Linked DNA regions of Homo sapiens: regions 1, 2, 3, 5 and 6 are each linked to region 4. A link is a contact called in ENCODE Hi-C or POLR2A ChIA-PET data. All regions are on one chromosome and are shown on one strand. Each heading gives the region's core, a stretch centred on a gene start or an enhancer-like site at or near the end of the contact. The rest is flanking DNA. Distances are from core to core; before and after follow the strand shown. Region 1 overlaps TBC1D1 (TBC1 domain family member 1). Region 2 has its middle 60 kb from the start of LINC02513. Region 3 holds the start of PGM2 (phosphoglucomutase 2). Region 4 holds the start of RFC1 (replication factor C subunit 1). Region 5 overlaps TBC1D1 (TBC1 domain family member 1). Region 6 overlaps APBB2 (amyloid beta precursor protein binding family B member 2).

Region 1 (3,082 bases), core at 208-2,707, 1.4 Mb after region 4:
TTTGAGAAGGACAATATCTAAGTTAACAGTGTATAGTCAGTTCTACTTATCCCTGATCAAAATTAACCGTGAGGTTGTAAAGTGGGATTTACTACATTTGGGAAATTATTACCTCTGTATACCAAGGGGCTACTCAGAGGTTTACAGTTCCCCACCTGCTTTCTGGCAGGCTGACTCTGTGACTGCCTTCACCACCTTCCCCCCACCCACCCCCGCCCCAGGTCAGCAGCTGGGTCTCTCTCATCTTGGCAGTTGTGTCTCAAGTGCCTGCCACAGAGTAGAGGCAAAAGAAATAGATTGTGATCAACACTGAGCTTGAAGCGGCCAGATTTCTTGACCAAGAACGTCTGGAAACACCACACTACTCCCCCAAATAGTGTAGTTATTGCAAAACAAATACAGAGTTGTGTGGTCTGGTGGTCTAGTACATCCAGCTCTTTCCTTGGGGAAAAATATCCAGAGACCACATTCTCAGCTGATTAACACACTAGAGAATTGACAAAAATCAAACTTTGGTACGATGTTCTTTCAGTTACACCAAAACTGGATGGCACAGACTTGAAGGGCTGCTTTTACTGAAACACTAGTGTGATAAAAATCCCTATGTATTATATTCACATATTTCTGGAAATGGAAGGAGAATCCCTTCCCTTCACCTGGAAATTCAGGAATACAGCTTTTTCTGGAACCGTAAGAAGGCTTTGGCCTTAGATGTACTAGCAATATTTCATGCTTATTATACAATTAATTGATTAATAATCAGTACACAAGGGGCCACAAACTCCTTACTCATAAGCGGGCTTTTGGTTGTGTTTCTGAAGTCAAATTTTACAAGTTCTAATACAGGGGTATCCAATCTTTTGGCTTCCCTGGGCCACACTGGAAGAATTGTCTTGGCCCACACATAAAATACATTAACACTAATGATAGTTGATTAGCTTAAAAAAAAAAAACTCAATGTTTTAAGAAAGTTGATGAATCTTTTTTGGGCCACATTCAAAACCATCCTGGCCTGTATGTAGCCCACAGGCCGTGGACTGGACACTTGCTCTAACATTTTAAACTTGGAAACTTACATATTTCTTTTAAAAGCCTAACACAATAGAGACTGTCACAATAGACCAGTGTAAATGTCCCTAAGCAAATAACGTCTCAAAAATCTGACAGTTTATTTCCACCTAATGACTGGTTTCCTTTGGGCCCACCCTTTAAAAAGAACTTCCGCAAAATACCACTTGGCTAATTCTCTGCCTTGGGCAGTCCTACAATTATAAATTCTGCTAAACAAATAAACTTCCTTCCTATTTTTAAAGTATTCCAAAATTGGAAACTCTGTGTCTTTGGTTGGCAAACTATTTTCTGGAGTCTAACAGCCTTAGCCATGAAGAAATTCTTCATTGCACTCTGAGAGACGAAAAAAACCAGAAACTGTCAAGGAGTCCCTCCCTACACCTATTTCAGGGAAGGGGAACTAACCCCACAGAGTTGTGACCTTGGGCAAGGTCACACAGGCTGCTGGTGGCAGAAGCCAATGTCCTCCTCTCTCCCCCATTTTCCCCTTAACTGATCTAAGTTACTTGTGGCCTAAAGAAAGCAGTTTGCTCTTGTTCTGTACTAGGGAACAGGGTTTATGTTTAATTCATGCAGAATGTGCTAGAACAACAGAAAGAATCTAAATATTAGTGTCAGCAAAAAGAATCAATCTCCGTAAAACATTTAAAGAGATTTATTCTGAGCCAGATGTGAGGACCACGACCCATGACACAACCCCAGGAGGTCCTGAGAACACGTGCTCAAGGTGGTCGGGGCTATAGCTTGCTTTATACATTTTAGGGAGACATAAGACATCAATCAATATATGTAAGGTGTACATTGGTTTGGTCTGGAAAGGTGGGACAACTTGAAGGTGGAGGGGAGGTTGCAAGTCATAGGTGGATTCAAATATTTTCTGAGTGGCAATTAGTTGAAAGCGTTATTATCTAAAGATCTGGAATCAATAGAAATAAGTGTGTAGGTTAAGACAAGGTCATAACCTGGGTGAAGACCAAGGTTTTTATCATGCAGATGAGGCCTCCAGGTAGCAGGCTTCAGAGATCTTATCAGACCTAACAAAAAATGTGCCAGACTCTTAGTTAATTCTCTCCTGGTTCAAGGAAAAGATCTGGAAAGTGAAGAGGATTCTTTAGAGAAAGTAGATTTTCCCCATAAGAGACAGCTTTCCAGGGCCATTTCAAAATATGCCAAAGAAATATATTTTGTGGTAAAATACTTCAATTTCTTTCAGGGCCTGCTATGTCAAGTGATGTCAGACTGCAGTTAGGCTGGAATTTGAGATCTGTTTTGGCAGTCTTAAGATCTCTGTTTTAATGTTTACGCTGGTCAGTTGTGCCTGAATTCCAGAGAGAGGAAGGTGTAATGAAGCATGTCCCCTTTCCCATCACGACCTGAACGAGTTTTTCAGGTTTCTCTGGAATGCCCTTGACTGAGGAGGGGGCGGTCCATCGGTCAGTTGGGGTGCTTCAAATTTTGTTTTTGGTTTCCATTTGAATGAGTGCCAGGTGATGCAAAGAGCTCTGTTTGGATCTTAGCTGTGGCTTTGGGAAAGACATCTCACCTATAGTGGGCTTCATGTTTCTTCATCCTTAAAAAGAGGGAATGCAGCTAAGCAACTACAAAAGTCTTCCTCCACCCCTAAATTCAATGATGATGATGGTTCACGAGTACTAAGTGCTTAATCTAGGTACTAAGTGTGTTATGTGGATAAATCGTCAACCGCTTAGAGGATAGCTGTTTATCATCCCCCCTTTAATGGATGAACACATTAATGTCTAGAGAAAAAAATAACTTACTTAAGGTCATCCCTCCACTGGTAACTGGTGGAGAGATCTGACCTAGACCAATGATTTCAGGGGCCCTTTCCTCCTTATCAAAGGTAGACAATCTAAGATAGTTGGCTTGACTTGCACTCACAGGGACACAGATTCTGAATTGAATACAACTGTAGCAATCATTTAACACAATGTTCTCATTTTATAGATCAAGGACTGAGGCCCAGGCAAGTGTAACTTGCCCTAGGTCAAAA
Region 2 (2,714 bases), core at 198-2,697, 1.1 Mb after region 4:
TCGCTCATTTTGTATTTCATACCTAACAATTCAGTCTCACATCCTTAATGCATCAACTACAATTTTCTAGTTTCTTTAGAATGTAGCAAGAACTTAAAGATACTCTTGAAGCAATCTGAGGACAAATCTTCTAGATTTTAATGATTTGTTCTCAATCTTTTATAGTTGCATGTCCATACCTAATCTGACAGCATTTGGTGATGGTGGGGAGAATGTTCTTTGCTATATTTTCATCCATTTACATAATTCCTAATTACATATTTTTTTCACTGCAAACTTTATAAACACATCTGGGAACAAACAAAACTGACTCCTGGTAAGTAGACCATGCAACTGGTGGGAGATGTGTTTAGATGCACTGTGAGAATGCCAGTGTCACATCTTGAGCCTACTGAGGACTTTGCAGATAGAATAGAGGTTGTATCCATTAATCTAGTGGTTTCCTTAAGTGGAGATGAGTTAAGGGACTCTATTGTATACAAGTCAACAATGATTGTGTTTGGGTTGCATAGTCTTCCTTCTCATCTTTTTTTTTTTTTTTTTTCTGGCAGGGTCTTTCTCTGTCACCGAGGCTGGAGTGCAGTGATGCAATCATGGCTCATTGCAACCTCAAACTCCTGGGCTCAAGAGATCCTCCTGCCTCAGCCTCCCAAGTAGCTGGGACTACAGGTGCCTGCCACAACACCCACTTGATTTCTAAATTTTTTGTAGAGACAGTCTCTCCATGTTGCCCAGGCCTCCCAGAGAGCTGAGATTACAGGCGCGAGCCACTGCACCCGGCCCTATTCCAATTTTTTAAAAATGATGAACATGTATTATGGCTCTTACCTGACAAAGAAAAAAAATCAACACTTCATTTTTTGGAAAGTATTTTTTTAGTAAATCCATTTCCAGAAGACTAGAATGCAAACACAAAGAAAATGAGCAGTGAATATTGTTAATTCATGCACCCTTGTATCCAAACAATGGGTTGCTAGATTCTACAGAACACTAGGATCTGAGCATCAGCAGTCATTGTTGTTACTTGATGAAAGGACAATGTATTATTGATTGCTGCTATTATAAGGCACAATTTCCTAAATGCTACAGAAGTCAGAGGGGAATCCAGCTTTATACTAAGAAGGTTCACATACTCTAATATTCACATTCTAGTTTCATTTTGACTCTAAAATTGCACAGAAACCAAATGAGCAAATCTGCATTTCCTCCTAAATCTATATGCAAACGGTGAGGCAGGGATTCCCCTTGTAGTTGGCATTCGTTAGCAGAAAGGATTCTGGACAACCTCAAGCTCAAACTGCCTTAGCACCAATCCAATCTAGCTGAATTGGACACTTCCTGTGCTTTGCCAAATTTCACAGATCTCATTGCAAGCTCACTCCTCTGTAACATATCATTGTTACTTTGCTTTCTGATCAACTCTTAATTCTCACAGTCTTCCTTGATCAAGAGAGAGGAAGTGAGAGAGGTGTGCAGTTATTGCTGCATTGATTGTCATCACTTGACAGATGGAGAAGCCAAGGTTACAAGCCACGTTTTTTTTAATCACAATGGAGCATGCCATATCTCTCCTCTGTCTCAGAAATTTGATCATAGGACACTTCATGGGGTGTTTTTTCTTTTCTTTTTAACATTTTTTGAGATGGAGTCTCACTCTGTCGCCCAGGCTGGAATGCAGTGGTGTGATCTCGGCTCGCTGCAACCTCCACCTCCTGGGTTCCAGCGATTCTCCTGCCTCAGACTCCCAAGTAGCTGGGATTATAGGAATGTGCCACCATGTCTGGCTAATTTTTGTGTTTTTAGTAGAGACAGGGTTTCACCATGTTGCCCAGGCTGGTCTCGAACTCCTGACCTCAAAGTGATCCACCTGCCTCAGCCTTCCAAAGGCTTGAGTGTTGGTATTACAGGCATGAGCCACTGCACCTGGCCCATGAGGTGTATTTTCAAGCAAACTATATGTATGAAGCTCATTTCATCACAGGGACAATGGCAGGAGAGTGTAAGAATGCGAGTACAAAGCCTTGGCTAGGCCCCACCTTCTGGTCTTGTCCCTCAGCCCTTCACTACATGCTTTCAGAAGTCTCAGCCTGAAGTCCTTTCAAAAGAGTCCCCCCACTTAAAAAATTGTGCAGAAGAGGCCAGGGGTGGTGGCTCACGCCTGTAATCCCAGCACTTTGGGAGGCCGAGGCGGGTGGATCATGAGGTCAGGAGATCAAGACCAACCTGGCTAACACGGTGAAACCCCATCTCTAATAAAAATACAAAAACCAGATTAGCTGAGTGCGGTGTCAGGTGCCTGTAGTCCCAGCTACTTGGGAGGCTGAGGCAGGAGAATGGTGTGAACCTGGGAGGCAGAGCTTGCAGTGAGCCAAGATCGTGCCACTGCACTCCAGCCTGGGTGACAGAGTGAGACTCTGTCTCAAAAAAAAAAAAAAAATTGTGCAGAACAACCAAACCGAAAGCCTGAGAACCGTGTTCCCAGGCTCCTTAAATGTAATGATGTCCCTCATACTAGTACATTTGCGTCCGGAATTGGTGGGTTCTTGGTCTCACTGACTTCAAGAATGAAGCCATGGACCCTCGCGGTGAGTGTTACAGTTCTTAAAGATGGTGTGTCCAGAGTTTGTTCATTCTGATGTTCGGACATGTTCGGAGTTTCTTCCTTCTGGTGGGTTTGTGGTCTTGCTGGCTTCAGGAGTGAAGCTGCAGACCTT
Region 3 (2,978 bases), core at 45-2,544, 1.5 Mb after region 4:
GTCATGCACTATGCCTATGCCAGGCACTACAAACCAAGGTAGTGAGAATAGAGAGGCCTGGCCACATAATTTATGGAGGTCCAGTGCACAATGAAAGTGGGTGACCTCTTGTTTTACCAGTAAGACTTTCAAGACAGGACAGCAGGACATTAAAACAACAGTGGGCCCTTCAAGGAGCGCGAGTCCTGTGAGACTGCAGGGGTCTCTCGCCCCTGAAGTCGGCCCTGGAGACAGACATTAAACAAACCTACAAACAAGTGTTTTTGGAGTTTTTTGTTTTTACCATTTGTAGTAAGAGCTATAAAGGAAAATAACAGACTGTTTAGAGTGAATATTAGGGATAAATAATTTAACGCTTCGGAGCCAAGGAAGGACTGACTCTCTACGTAAGCCACATTTAAGTTCAGGCACAAAATATGAGTCACAACGGGAGAAACAAGTTCAGCAGGAGAGCAGCGAGGGACATTCCGAGAAAACCTAACAGCAAGCAGAACAGGTCGAAAGGGCGAGACGCAAGTTTATAGAGAGGAGAGGGAGTGATGTCCAGAGCTGGGTTCCTGATTCTAAGAAACGGAATGAAGAGAGAGAAAACCGTGCTGTGTCCCAGGTGTGCCTCCCTGGCAGTCAAAGTTCTAAGGGGGACTCCTGAAGCCAGGCGGGCCCACCCGGGAGGACAACCCACGTTTGTAACCAAGCCCTCGGGATGGGAGGACCGGACCAGAACGCTGCTCTGCAAAGGTCTCAGCGGCCAAAGGAATACGCGGGACGGAGCGATTCTGGGTCCATGGGGATGCACAGCCGACTACCGACGACGAGCCAGCGGTCTGAGTGACAGTAAGGCGTGCGCCCCTCAACTAGACAGCGTCCAGGGTCTGGCCGCGCTTACACCACCCTGGCTCGCTCCTCTACTCCGAACTTGCAGTCCGGCCGGCCGGATGGCTGGTTTCGTCCGGGGACAAGCCTTCCCGGCCTAACTCTGAACGTGCCGCATGCCGGCCAGGTCGAAGGAAGCCTAGCAGCGGCCGTACGCTCCTGGGTCTTCCCGGGGGAGAAGCGGGATGCACTGGGCGGGAAGGCAGCTCAGGCAGAGCAAGCAGCGCCGCGCCTGGAGAGGGCAGAGCACCCGGCCCCGCTCCAGGCGCTCCCCGCCTGCTGGTGCCCCTCACCTTGTCCCAGCGCAGCCACTGGGCGGTCTCCTGGTCCAGCCGGGCGTCCTCGCCTAGACCGCTGCCTTCTGGAGCCGCCATCGCTGAGCTTGTGCTACCGCTGCAGAGGGAAGCAGGCGGTGAGATCTGCCTTCCGGCCCGGCCCCAAGACGTGGAGGCGGAGGCGGGGGCGGGGAGAGCCGCGGCGGAGCCAGTCGGTCCGGGGGAAAGTGACGCGCGCCGCGGCGGGCACGCCTCCTTGCCGTTTGCGGGTGCGCTGCAGGGGGTGGGAGTGAGCGAGGAGGAATTGCGGGGCTAGGGTGGGTTGCTGGAACCTGGCACGTGTGAGAAGGGTTTGCCATCGTCTCTGATGCATCCAGGCTACAGCCAGCCGTGAGTTCCTGCTGCGCGCCAGGCACATGTCAGATGCTGGGATACCAGGAAGTGCACCCAGATAGGGGCCTGAAGACTATGTAGAAACTCAGAGGGTCAAGAACAGCCAGAAAAAAATCTTGAAAAAGAAAAGCAAAGTAGGAAGACCAGTGGAACATAAGATAGAGACCAGAAACAAAAATACACGTGTATGGACAATTTATTTCAGAGGCGGGGCTGCAGAGCACAGGAAGGAACTATTTTTGGTTAATGGTGCTCGGTCAAAGGGATATCCACGTAGGGAAAAGAAAAAAGGGAACTTGGCCCCCTACCTCCCATCACACACAGCTCTGAACTCCAGATCAATTGTATCTCTAAGTGCGAAAGGTAGTGTAGCAGGAGGAGCCGCAGACAAAACTCCTCAGACACCGGATTAAAGAAGGAAGAGGTTTTTATTCGGCCGGGAGCGTCGGCAGACTCGCGTCTTAAGAGCCGAGCTCCCTGAAAAAGAAATTCCTAGCCATTTTAAGGGCTTACAACGCTAAGGGGTCTGTCTACGTGAAAGGGTCATGATAGATCAAGTAAGCGTGAGGAACGTGACTGGGGGCTACATACATCAGCTAACAGAACAAGAAGTTTTACAGTGCTTTCTCATACGATGTCTGGAATTTACGGATAACGCCAGTAGTTTTGGTCAGGGGTTAATATTATTATTATTATTTTAACCACCAGGGCCAGGTGGTGGCGCCAAGGTCGTCTAGCTATTTATCTTACTTCTGTTTTTTTCCAACTTTTTGCTTTCTCTCTTTTCTCCTGTCTTATAAACTAGGGAAAAGGGGAGGTGGGGGAGAAGCTGGGAAGGACAGCAGAAATGGTGGTCTCTTTCCATAGTAGCGTGAAACTTAGGGAAACTAACATAGGAGCACATCTTCCTGACGCTGGTATCACCAAGCCATAAAGAAGATGCATACCCATAAGCATAAAAAAGCACGGGCAAGAATATTTCTAGCAGCATTATTTGTAAAAGCCTCAAACTGGAAACAACCCAGATGACCATCGACAATACAATGGATAAATACTTGGTAGTATATCCATACCAATTCATATAAATAAATCATGGCACATTGATAGAGCAATGCAGGTGAACTACTGTTATACACAACATCATGAATGAATCTCACAAACACTGAGTGACAGAGTTCAAACACCCACCCCCATACCCCGTCACCCCAAAATACTGCATCATTCATCTGTAGTCCCAGCTATTTCGTGGTGGGGGAGCTGGAGGGAGTCCTGAGGAGGGAGGATCGCTTGAGCCTGGGAGGTCGAGGCTGCAGTGAGCCCTGATTGTGCCACTGTTCTCCAGCCTGGGAGACAGAGGGAGACCCTGAAAAAAAAAAAAAAAAAAACACTGAAATATATAAAATTATAGGTAAAGGAAACAAATCAGTGATTTTCAAG
Region 4 (2,700 bases), core at 7-2,506:
TGTCTTATTTACTCATTTATTGATTTATAACACAATGAACATTATAAATTGGTGTAGGTCCTCTAAAATTATGGGCAAAAATTTGTGTGATATGTCTGCTAAGACAAAACCGAGGCACAGTAACTTGCCCTTGGTCACATAAATAGCAGGTGGTGGGGCTGGAGACCTAGCATCCTGGCTTCAGAGGGAACAGTGCAGTGAGGCCCTGTTAATAAGTAACAGTCTGTCTGTAAATTCGGGATAAGAGTAGTCAGTGTCATCATGGGGATAAAATGAGCTAGGCTAGTCCAGAGCTGCACGTACAACAATAGGCGTTTAATAAATACAAGCTGTCAATGCTCAGCCTCTGTTGTATTCCAGGCTGTTCTATCTTTCGCCATAGAAATGTTGGTGTCATAAAGCGCAAGACCCAACAGGGGGTGGATGGGTGAGAATTTCAAAAGTGTAGCTAGAGCCAAAGCTGGAGATACTGCTTTCTCCATTGAACTCTTTATGGTCTAATCTTTCTCTTGAAATCGTACGCAAATGTTTCATTGTATTCCGTGATTCAATTGCTAATCTATTCATATACAACTGGTTTACCCCAAAGCTTTCGGTATCTTTTCTTTTTTTTGAGGCGGAGTTTCGCTCTGTCGCCCAGGCTAAAGGGCAGTAGCTCGATCTCGGCTCACTGCACCACTGCCTCCTGGGTTCAAGCAATTCTCCTGTCTCAGTCTCCCGAGTAGCTGGGACTACAGGCACACGTCACCACCCCCTGGCTAATTTTTGTATTTTTAGTAGAGACGGGGTTTCACCACATTGGTCAGGTGGTCTCGAACTCCTGACCTCAGGTGACCCACCCGCCTCGGCCTCCCAAAGTGCTGGGATTAGAGGGGTGAGCCACCGCGTCCGGCCTCTTGATGAAACCTTATTACAGAATAGATATTTATACATAATATGTAAAACGCACAGCTAAAACATTTATCTTACTAAAGTTGGTAGTAAAAACTTTTCAAAGTTACTATAGGGAAGTGCATTGTCCAGACGTGTAACCGGGAGGTACTTGGGTACCCCGCCTGCCAAGGAAACCAATATCGGATCCCCCTACTTTAGCGCCCCCGCCAAAAACCGAGCTCACACCAAAGCACCGTGGTTCCTCTCGATGTCAGCGGCCCGCCTGCCCTCGGGGCAGCACCTGGGCAGGCGTCGCACCTCCCGCCTCTGGGCGGGACGGAAGCAAAGCTCGCGCCTCCTGACGTCATCACCGCGCGCCACTGTCTTCGCCTTCTTGCACTTCGCGGGAGAAGTTGTTGGCGCGAATGGATCCTGAGCCTCGATAACAGATTCCTCAACCGGCCCACCCGCCAGCCAGCCAGCGCCTTCATCCTGGGGCTGCGATGGTGAGCCGCTGGGGGAGGCCGTGCGGCTCGGGGTCTGGGGGGGCTTTGCAGGCCTGGTGTGGACCGGGCACTCCTGGTATGCAGGGTGGGGGAGGATGGCGGTGGGTGGTTCCGGAGGCTAGCAAAGGCAGAGAAGGGGCCGCACACCGGGCACTGGACGCAAAACTTTCATTGCATCGCGGGCTCTGGCTCTGGGCGGCAGCCAGCGCGCAGGGATTTTGTTGCTACGTGTACTTGCACTTTCCCCCCGCCCCCCACTCTTGGGGGAAGGGAGAAAGGAAGAGAGGAAGGATGGTGGTTTTGGGACGCATTGGTAAAGTTATTTTCTTGTTCGGCGTTGCCCGAACCTCAGTTTGAGTACTGCCTAAAGCGTGGATTTCAAGCTTTGGGTCACGAGGGAGAAGAATGTAACAAACTTTTCTTTCTTAGGGAATATGTTGTGTAGGGCCTTAAACTTTTATCATTAACAGCTCAGCTCGTCTCATCTCCGCTCGTCATTAACGATCACCTGAGCGGTGTTGAGACCGAGGGCATGGAGAGGATATTTTATTTTGTTTAGATGAGTTCATAGGAGTCAAAAGGATAACATGGCTTACTAGGAAAAAGAAGTACAGCGAATAGAAACAGATGCAAGACATTTGACAGCTGTCATCCTCTTACCACCTGATGTTTAAAATCTGAAAAAAACCCAAGCCTCACTGCATAATTCTGGATAAAATGTTCAAACAAATTGAAAGTGAAATGATTATGCAGCCAGCAAAGCAGACATTCCTGATGGTATGGCAATGGATATGGCTCTGTGTTTGAAATATTTTTAAAGGACCATTTAAAATGTTCATTAAGCTAGAAGATACTTAACAATCCGATATAATTTTTTTCAATCATTGGTCAACGTGTCACAGTGACAACATTCTGGGGGGGGGCGGTGAAAATTTTATGCCACACTGGGAAACGTTGCAGGCCTTTGTGTTTCTTCTCAAAAAAGGGCAACAGTAATGATAGTAGCTACCTTGTACCAAGCATCTTCTTTAGGTCAATATGTGAACTGTTGGTTTTCCATGGTTTTTTTTTTTTTTTTTTTTTTTCATTTCAACCCACATCGATGCAGTTTTACAGATGGTGCAAGCACCTTTTTGGAATTTAAACAGTGTATCATATAACTAGTAGGTGGTTGAACTAGAATTAGAATCTTGGTGTTTCTGACCACCATGTTATACTACTTCCCTATAATGATCATCATTACATTTTGGAGGCCAAAGCACTGTGGTATTTTGGAAGCTTGAGACTTGGAGTCTTGAAGATGAAGAACGTGGTAATATTT
Region 5 (2,830 bases), core at 15-2,514, 1.2 Mb after region 4:
GTTATATTTATTTCTGTGTTACTTTCCTCCTTTACCATCCCTCTGTGGACCTAGCTGGTTTTGCTCATAGAAGTTAAAAGCTCTTAGATTCTCTTTGAGTAATGACAACGGCTGGCATTCAGCTAACAGGCCACGGCATCCTGAATCCAAGTTCATCTCTGGGCCTGTCCCCTAAAAGAGTTAAGTGCAGAAACAGCCTCTCAGAAAGCTCTGGGACTGCCTGACCTTAGCAAAGGACAATCTGTCTGCTCCATAATAAAAAGGACCCATTCTCCCGGGATACCTTTGATCCCAACTATAAACAGATCAGGGTGGGAAAGGTCCTCTGGTCATGGGAAAGCCCAGCCTGCTGTTGCCTTTGGTGAGTTAATGAACTACCATATATTTGTGATTCAGGAAGCTGCTTTATAAATATGCTCTACCTGCAACTGTTCAAGGAGGTCAAGGTTCTGTTTGCGTAAGCTGCTGTTGGTTTTCTCTAATTTATCCATTCTTTGGTTGTCACTGAGAGGAGAGGAATCGATAAGTTCTTCTTGAAGGACGTGGTACTCAACTTCATAAGCTTGTAACTGTTTAGCGATGTCCATTTCAAATACCTGTTATAGAAAGAAAAGTCATCACGTACTAAAACTGAGAAAAACCCCACAAGTACAGGCAGGCGTCTGCAATCACGACAATGCGCACCTGTGAAGCGTCTCCTCTACGCTTAGCTCTACACTTGGTACTAGAAGTAATAAATAAGAAAAACTACGCACTGAGAAGGTAATAATTTTACTTGGGACAAAAGGATATAAGAAACATCTAGAAATAATTCCAAGGTAACATTAAGTACAGGTTTTTGATACTCACCTTCCAAAAGCCAAAAAAAAAAAAAAAACCTCTCATTTTTAAAGACATAAAAATTTATTTTTAGTTCTTATTTCACTTCTTTTCTCTGAAAATTCTGTTAGGTTAGATACATCAACTATGGGTTAAAAGGAGAAAAGAAACAAAAGAATCATAGCCTGTTTGCAGAGTCACCAAGTCAAAGTTTAATTATAGTTCAGTTGGGTTTTCAGAGTTACAAGAACAGCTAAGTAATGGGACTGTTTACTAAAAAACTCTCCTTTGCACACAAATATGCAGAAATGAGCCAAAACCCACATGTCACCCACACAGATGAGTGAATACGAAACGATGCCTGAGTTGTCTTCTTTCCCACAATAGTAATGGTGACGAAAACACCACACGTGTGAAAAACAACTCCTAAGTGCCTAAGTGACTCAAGCCGTCCGTGTCTGTACTTTCTCTTGGTAAGGAAGGCAGGGCGGAAAGCAGAATCAGAAGACAGCTGCTGCTGCTGCTGCCCAAGGCATTTCCTTTCTTTCCAGTTGTTTCTATGAGAGAACCCCAGGGGCTGGGGCCTCTCAGCACAGCAGTGAAGCCCTAACGTTTATCTGATGGATCTGAGAATGCAGTCAAGCTGGGACCATCTTAAAAGAAAAAAAAAAAAAACCCTGCTAGATCAGAACACACATTCAGAAAGTGAAGTCAGGCTTTAAAAGGGCAGAAACTGCCTCTCTATTGCATTGCCTTAAGCAACTCCAATATTGTTAAAAATCAGTGTAAAACTACTTCTTCTGATGGCTCCCTACTGGCATTCAAACTAGCCTATCTTCCCTGGAATCAATTTTCAAAAACCATGTTTCCTTTCTCACCATTCCCAACAATCTTATTTTCTCTTCCTTGAGATGAATTTTTCAGCTTGCTGTTTTTGATTCAGTGGATAATATTAATAAGGCACAAAAGTCATTTGATGCCTAAAAACTAAAATCCATTATATCTGTGGGGTGTGTGTGCATGTGTGCGAGGGGAGTAAGAGGGAGAGAGAGAATTGTTTACTGGATTGAACTGATTCTCTTTTGTCCTTCAGAGCGACCGTGAGGTCAGCAGGGATTATTATCTCCATTTGACAGCCGAGGTAACTGGCTCAGAGGCTTTGAGTCAGCCTTAAAATTGCGGCTCCACTGGCGACTCTATGAATGACTTGAGCTCGGTACTTAACCTCTCTCAGCCACAGTTCCTGGCCTCCCACCTGGGGCAGACAGCGCCTACCTCCCAGGATGGCTGTGAGAATTAAACGAGGCAACTCCTGGAAGTTCCCAGCACACGCCTGGCAGGTTGAGCAGGCGCTCTCTTAGCTAAGGGATCTGCTTCCACACACCTGCCACAAAACCCTCACATTTCAACCTCAGCAAAACCATCATCAATGGATGCCACGTCATGGAACTTCTGAATAGTCTGAACAGTAAAAACCACAAATGTTAAAACTGAGATTGTTTGGCACTCATGTATAATTATAAATATGGTGCTGAATAAATGTCATGTACACTATTACTTTTTTTCTTTCACAAAGATTTAAGTGATCTCCTAACCTGGAAAGCCTGGGAACAAAACCTCTGGCTTTTCCTACGGATTGATGTTCTGTGTTAAGTTAATGGCTCTCAGCAGTACCCAAAGCCATAAACTCTTCCAGGCCTCCATTAATCCCTAGGAACCACCCTGGGTCACAATCATCTCTGCTTAATTGCCTGATGATCTCCTGACTGCCAAGACTCCTAGGCCCTTCATTCTGCAGTTATGCCCCTGAATTTACCCCAAACCATGGCAATATGAGGCTGGTGGTCAAAGGAGAACCCTGGTCACTGAACGAGGGCTTCAGCCCTTGGGCTAATTACTTGGGGAAAGAAAAGAATTGGGAGGGGCGCCTGTCCTTGCACACTTAGACAGCACAAGTGATCCACTGCCAGGAGCAGTTCTCAGCCAGAGAAAGAGCAGGAAGGCCTAACAT
Region 6 (2,982 bases), core at 213-2,712, 1.6 Mb before region 4:
CATTGATAATCAGTCAGGTAAAGCATCGTCATTTTCACTTTCAAAAAGTTGTTCTGAGTATTAAGTGTTAGCAAAGATGCTTTTCTCTCTGTAGTATTTTTAGCCTTAACAGTTTTCACTCTTAATTTCAGTGTGAGTGTGGTGTGTGTGGTGTCTGTGCGTGAGTGTGAGAGAGAGAGATGGGGAGGAGGAGGGAGAGTGAGAGCAGTGTTCTGATTGTAGAACACCCTCACAGGTAGAATTGTTATAACTTTCTAATTGCAGACCACTCTCATAGAAGATTCTTAAGGAAACCTCAGCCCACCTTCTGAAGGGATGAGACGAGTAGCATCTTCAAGTGAAATGCCCTCTGGGGTCTGAAGGTTCTAAAAAAAATCCTAGAAAACCAAGGAAGATGGTGAATTATGGAAGAACTACCCAGATGATTTTCAAAGCTGTAAATTAACAAGTGTGTCTGTTTTAGGAGGAGGGGGTGAAAAGTCTAGGGTGTGTGTGTGTGTTTTTCTTTCTTCTTTTCTCTGTTCACTTGCCAAAAACAAACAAAAATGACCTCACTTCAGACACAGGGATAAAAGCAGGAGGAAATTGCTATAGTTAGAACACTATAGGTTTTTTTTCCCCCTGTACTTTTTGGATACATATTTTTAAAAAAATAAATAGGATCACTTACTCTGGCCTAGCACAATTTCATCTAAAGTGTTTTGAAAGTTATAGTCTTAATTTTAGGGACAGAATAGGTTATCGTAAGGGGTGTGAGGGTTTTTAAATGCAAGGCATTTTCCAGGGGACTTTTAAAAATCAATACCAGGAAGCAAAATAAAAAATTTAAAAATCAAAACCCAGCAAGGCACGGTGGCTCACACCTGTAATCCTAGCACTTTGGGAGGCCAAGGCAGGCAGATTTCTTGAGCCCAGGAGTTCGAGACCAGCCTGGGCAAAATGGTGAGATCTCATTTCTACAAAAAAAAAAAAAAAAAAAAAAGCAAAACACACACACACACAACAAAATTAGCCATGCGTAGTGGCACACATCTGTAGTTCCAGCTACTCAGGAGGCTGAGACGAAAGTTGCAGTGAGCCAAGATTGCACCACTGCCCTGCAACCTGGGCAACAGAGTGAAACCTTGCCTCCAAAAAAAAAAAAAATGAAACTCAGTCCAAAATGACCAGAAATCTATGTAGTTAGCAGAGTAAATCTTACCCCTCCCTGCCCCCAACCCCCATTCAGGGTTTCCTTCCTTTCTTTTTCCTCCATTTGCCTCCATAGAGCATATCAACCCAATTTACACCTTCATGAGCTGTAACCTAGAGTCTTTGCTCTGCTTGGCAGAAGAGGAAGAGAAGATGCCACATACAGTTTGGAGTAGGATGATGACACAGTTTTTAAAATGATGGATGCAGTTTGGTATGAAATGAATCACTGTTTAATCTGTGTTACTTTGCTCATATGGACACACTTGGACTCAGCACCCACTTCCTGTGCAATGGCATATTTGGTCTGGGTTACGTTGGGGTGAAGCATTTCCCCCATGAGCTTGCCACAACTCCATCAAGAAGCCTTCTGGAAGTGCGAAAGGTTTGGAATGGTAGGCTGTGGAAATCCTGAGCTGTTTGCTGAGTTTCTCCCTGCCTTCCTCCCTTTCTCCTTTCTTGTGTGTGTGAAAAGCGGTTATGGCACAGTGTCTTTCATGAGAAATGATTGGCTTGGGATGAATCTCACCACTCCTTTCTGGCACTTTTGCAAAAAAGAACACTTTTTTTCACGGTAGACACCGGATACAACTGGAATATTCTTCTGATGTCCAACAACAGCTGGAGAGAGAAAGAGAGAGAGAGACAAGAGGGGAGGGGAGAAAGAGAGAGGGAGAGAGAAGAAAGAGAGAAAGCCTATAGCACCTGGTATTCTCATGGTGGTCTCCCATCCAAGTTCTAACTAGACCTGACCCTGCTTAGCTTCCCACATCAGATGAGATCTGGCAAGTTCAGGGTTTTATGGCCATAGACCCCTTCCACTTTAAAGCTGAGTAATTAATATTCCACTGTCTGTATATACCACGTTTTGCTTATTCAGTCATCTATGGATGGACACTTGGGTGGTTTCCACATTGTATCACTCCCGCTTTTGAGAACCCTTGTGGAGCAGCAACCCAGGTATCATTTAATAAAAGGCTCCTCTCTATAAGTTTTAGCGTTTTATATGTACTCTTTAGTTTTCTTCTTTTCTTTCCCAGTTGAGCAGACAGTTTATTGAAGATCTCTTTGAGGCCCAGAGTTGCTTTTCCTGAATACCCAGTGATTGTTATCTTGCTGCCATTGGATTAGGAAGTCTGGTTTGCAATATTTAATCTATGAATATGTTGTCTGCGACACTGCCCCTAAACAAACACATTCCCCTTCCGACGAGGCTCGGATGACACAGAGATCAGCTTAAAGCTTGGGACAGCGAGACCTGGACTCAGTAGGGGGCTGTATCAGTCTGTGCAGTGCATGCACCTCTGCACATCATGATAAATTGTTTATTGGAGTACAGTAGAGAATAAATAACCAAACAAGCAAATTAACAAAGCAAATAGGTAGCTAGTTTGGAAAACTGGCCACATCTGGGATGGATTTGGGAAAAAAAAAATGTAGTTTCTCCTTCTACTCAAGGGAAATTAAAAACTCTTGCATTTTATTGATTTCCTCTAAGCTCATCTGCACATTGTTTTTACAAAAGCTAAGTGGTGACATAAAGCCCATAATTTTGGGAGGCATAGATTTTTAGATGCAGAGATTTTGGTTTTGCTCCCAGGAAATGAACGTTTTCTGCAGAGGAGGCATCTACCTCTGGAAGCCATTTCTCATGTTCAATCTAGTGTGATCAGTGACCAGTTGAGGGGGAAAACGATTCTCTCTGAGCTTTGCTTGGCTTTTCCTTTTGCCACCAAGCCACTGAAAAGTATAGGAAGAGGCAAGGCATTGCAACATGGGATAGCTGCCTCC

The links. A loop is a pair of places that touch in the nucleus more often than their neighbours do. ChIA-PET counts read pairs that join two places held with the same protein, here RNA polymerase II (POLR2A). Pooled maps may share reads with other maps.
Region 1: a loop to region 4 is called in a map of B cell, with 13 times the contacts of the local background. The contact joins the enhancer-like site here to the promoter of RFC1 in region 4. A Hi-C loop is called at or near these places in 3 of 168 maps with a recorded cell type or tissue (B cell, CD4-positive, alpha-beta T cell and OCI-LY7), 3 of 37 single-sample maps with no recorded cell type and 7 of 50 pooled maps. POLR2A ChIA-PET finds 5 or more read pairs at or near these places in 1 of 52 experiments (H1).
Region 2: a map with no recorded cell type shows a loop between it and region 4 (5-fold over the local background). The contact joins the enhancer-like site here to the promoter of RFC1 in region 4. A Hi-C loop is called at or near these places in 1 of 168 maps with a recorded cell type or tissue (naive thymus-derived CD4-positive, alpha-beta T cell), 8 of 37 single-sample maps with no recorded cell type and 13 of 50 pooled maps.
Region 3: a pooled map shows a loop between it and region 4 (4-fold over the local background). The contact joins the promoter of PGM2 here to the promoter of RFC1 in region 4. A Hi-C loop is called at or near these places in 5 of 50 pooled maps. POLR2A ChIA-PET finds 5 or more read pairs at or near these places in 2 of 52 experiments (activated CD4-positive, alpha-beta T cell and activated T-cell).
Region 5: a map with no recorded cell type shows a loop between it and region 4 (8-fold over the local background). The contact joins the enhancer-like site here to the promoter of RFC1 in region 4. A Hi-C loop is called at or near these places in 1 of 168 maps with a recorded cell type or tissue (naive thymus-derived CD4-positive, alpha-beta T cell), 7 of 37 single-sample maps with no recorded cell type and 12 of 50 pooled maps.
Region 6: a loop to region 4 is called in a pooled map, with 8 times the contacts of the local background. The contact joins the enhancer-like site here to the promoter of RFC1 in region 4. A Hi-C loop is called at or near these places in 1 of 37 single-sample maps with no recorded cell type and 3 of 50 pooled maps. POLR2A ChIA-PET finds 5 or more read pairs at or near these places in 1 of 52 experiments (OCI-LY7).

The regions. Positions count from the first base shown.
Region 1 is chr4:37,988,191-37,991,272 of GRCh38, reverse strand. All of the region lies in intron 2 of TBC1D1 (TBC1 domain family member 1), which reads right to left. Among named protein-coding and RNA genes, the nearest start is that of PTTG2, 29 kb to the right of the region's middle. Within about 2 kb of position 1,457, at least 5 of the 41 ENCODE cell types and tissues checked have a DNase peak (open chromatin) inside an H3K27ac peak, as active enhancers do; they include B cell and OCI-LY7, where a contact is called at or near this core.
Region 2 is chr4:38,305,309-38,308,022 of GRCh38, reverse strand. No RefSeq gene overlaps it. Among named protein-coding and RNA genes, the nearest start is that of LINC02513, 60 kb to the left of the region's middle. Within about 2 kb of position 1,447, at least 3 of the 41 ENCODE cell types and tissues checked have a DNase peak (open chromatin) inside an H3K27ac peak, as active enhancers do.
Region 3 is chr4:37,825,002-37,827,979 of GRCh38, reverse strand. PGM2 (phosphoglucomutase 2) reads right to left here and starts at 1,294. Exons shown (of 14, transcript NM_018290.4): 1 at 1,167-1,294. The coding sequence starts at 1,247. RefSeq lists enhancers at 622-1,121, 1,122-1,623, 2,656-2,825 and a silencer at 1,112-1,411.
Region 4 is chr4:39,364,918-39,367,617 of GRCh38, reverse strand. It overlaps RFC1 (replication factor C subunit 1), which reads left to right and starts at 1,256. Exons shown (of 25, transcript NM_002913.5): 1 at 1,256-1,379. The coding sequence starts at 1,377. RefSeq lists an enhancer at 1,215-1,334.
Region 5 is chr4:38,130,850-38,133,679 of GRCh38, reverse strand. TBC1D1 (TBC1 domain family member 1) reads right to left here. Exons shown (of 22, transcript NM_001396959.1): 21 at 423-596. Among named protein-coding and RNA genes, the nearest start is that of PTTG2, 170 kb to the right of the region's middle. RefSeq lists a silencer at 603-742. Within about 2 kb of position 1,264, at least 28 of the 41 ENCODE cell types and tissues checked have a DNase peak (open chromatin) inside an H3K27ac peak, as active enhancers do.
Region 6 is chr4:40,989,176-40,992,157 of GRCh38, reverse strand. The region is part of intron 6 of APBB2 (amyloid beta precursor protein binding family B member 2); the gene reads left to right. It also overlaps the pseudogene RNA5SP160. Among named protein-coding and RNA genes, the nearest start is that of APBB2, 220 kb to the left of the region's middle. RefSeq lists a silencer at 976-1,045. Within about 2 kb of position 1,462, at least 9 of the 41 ENCODE cell types and tissues checked have a DNase peak (open chromatin) inside an H3K27ac peak, as active enhancers do; they include OCI-LY7, where a contact is called at or near this core.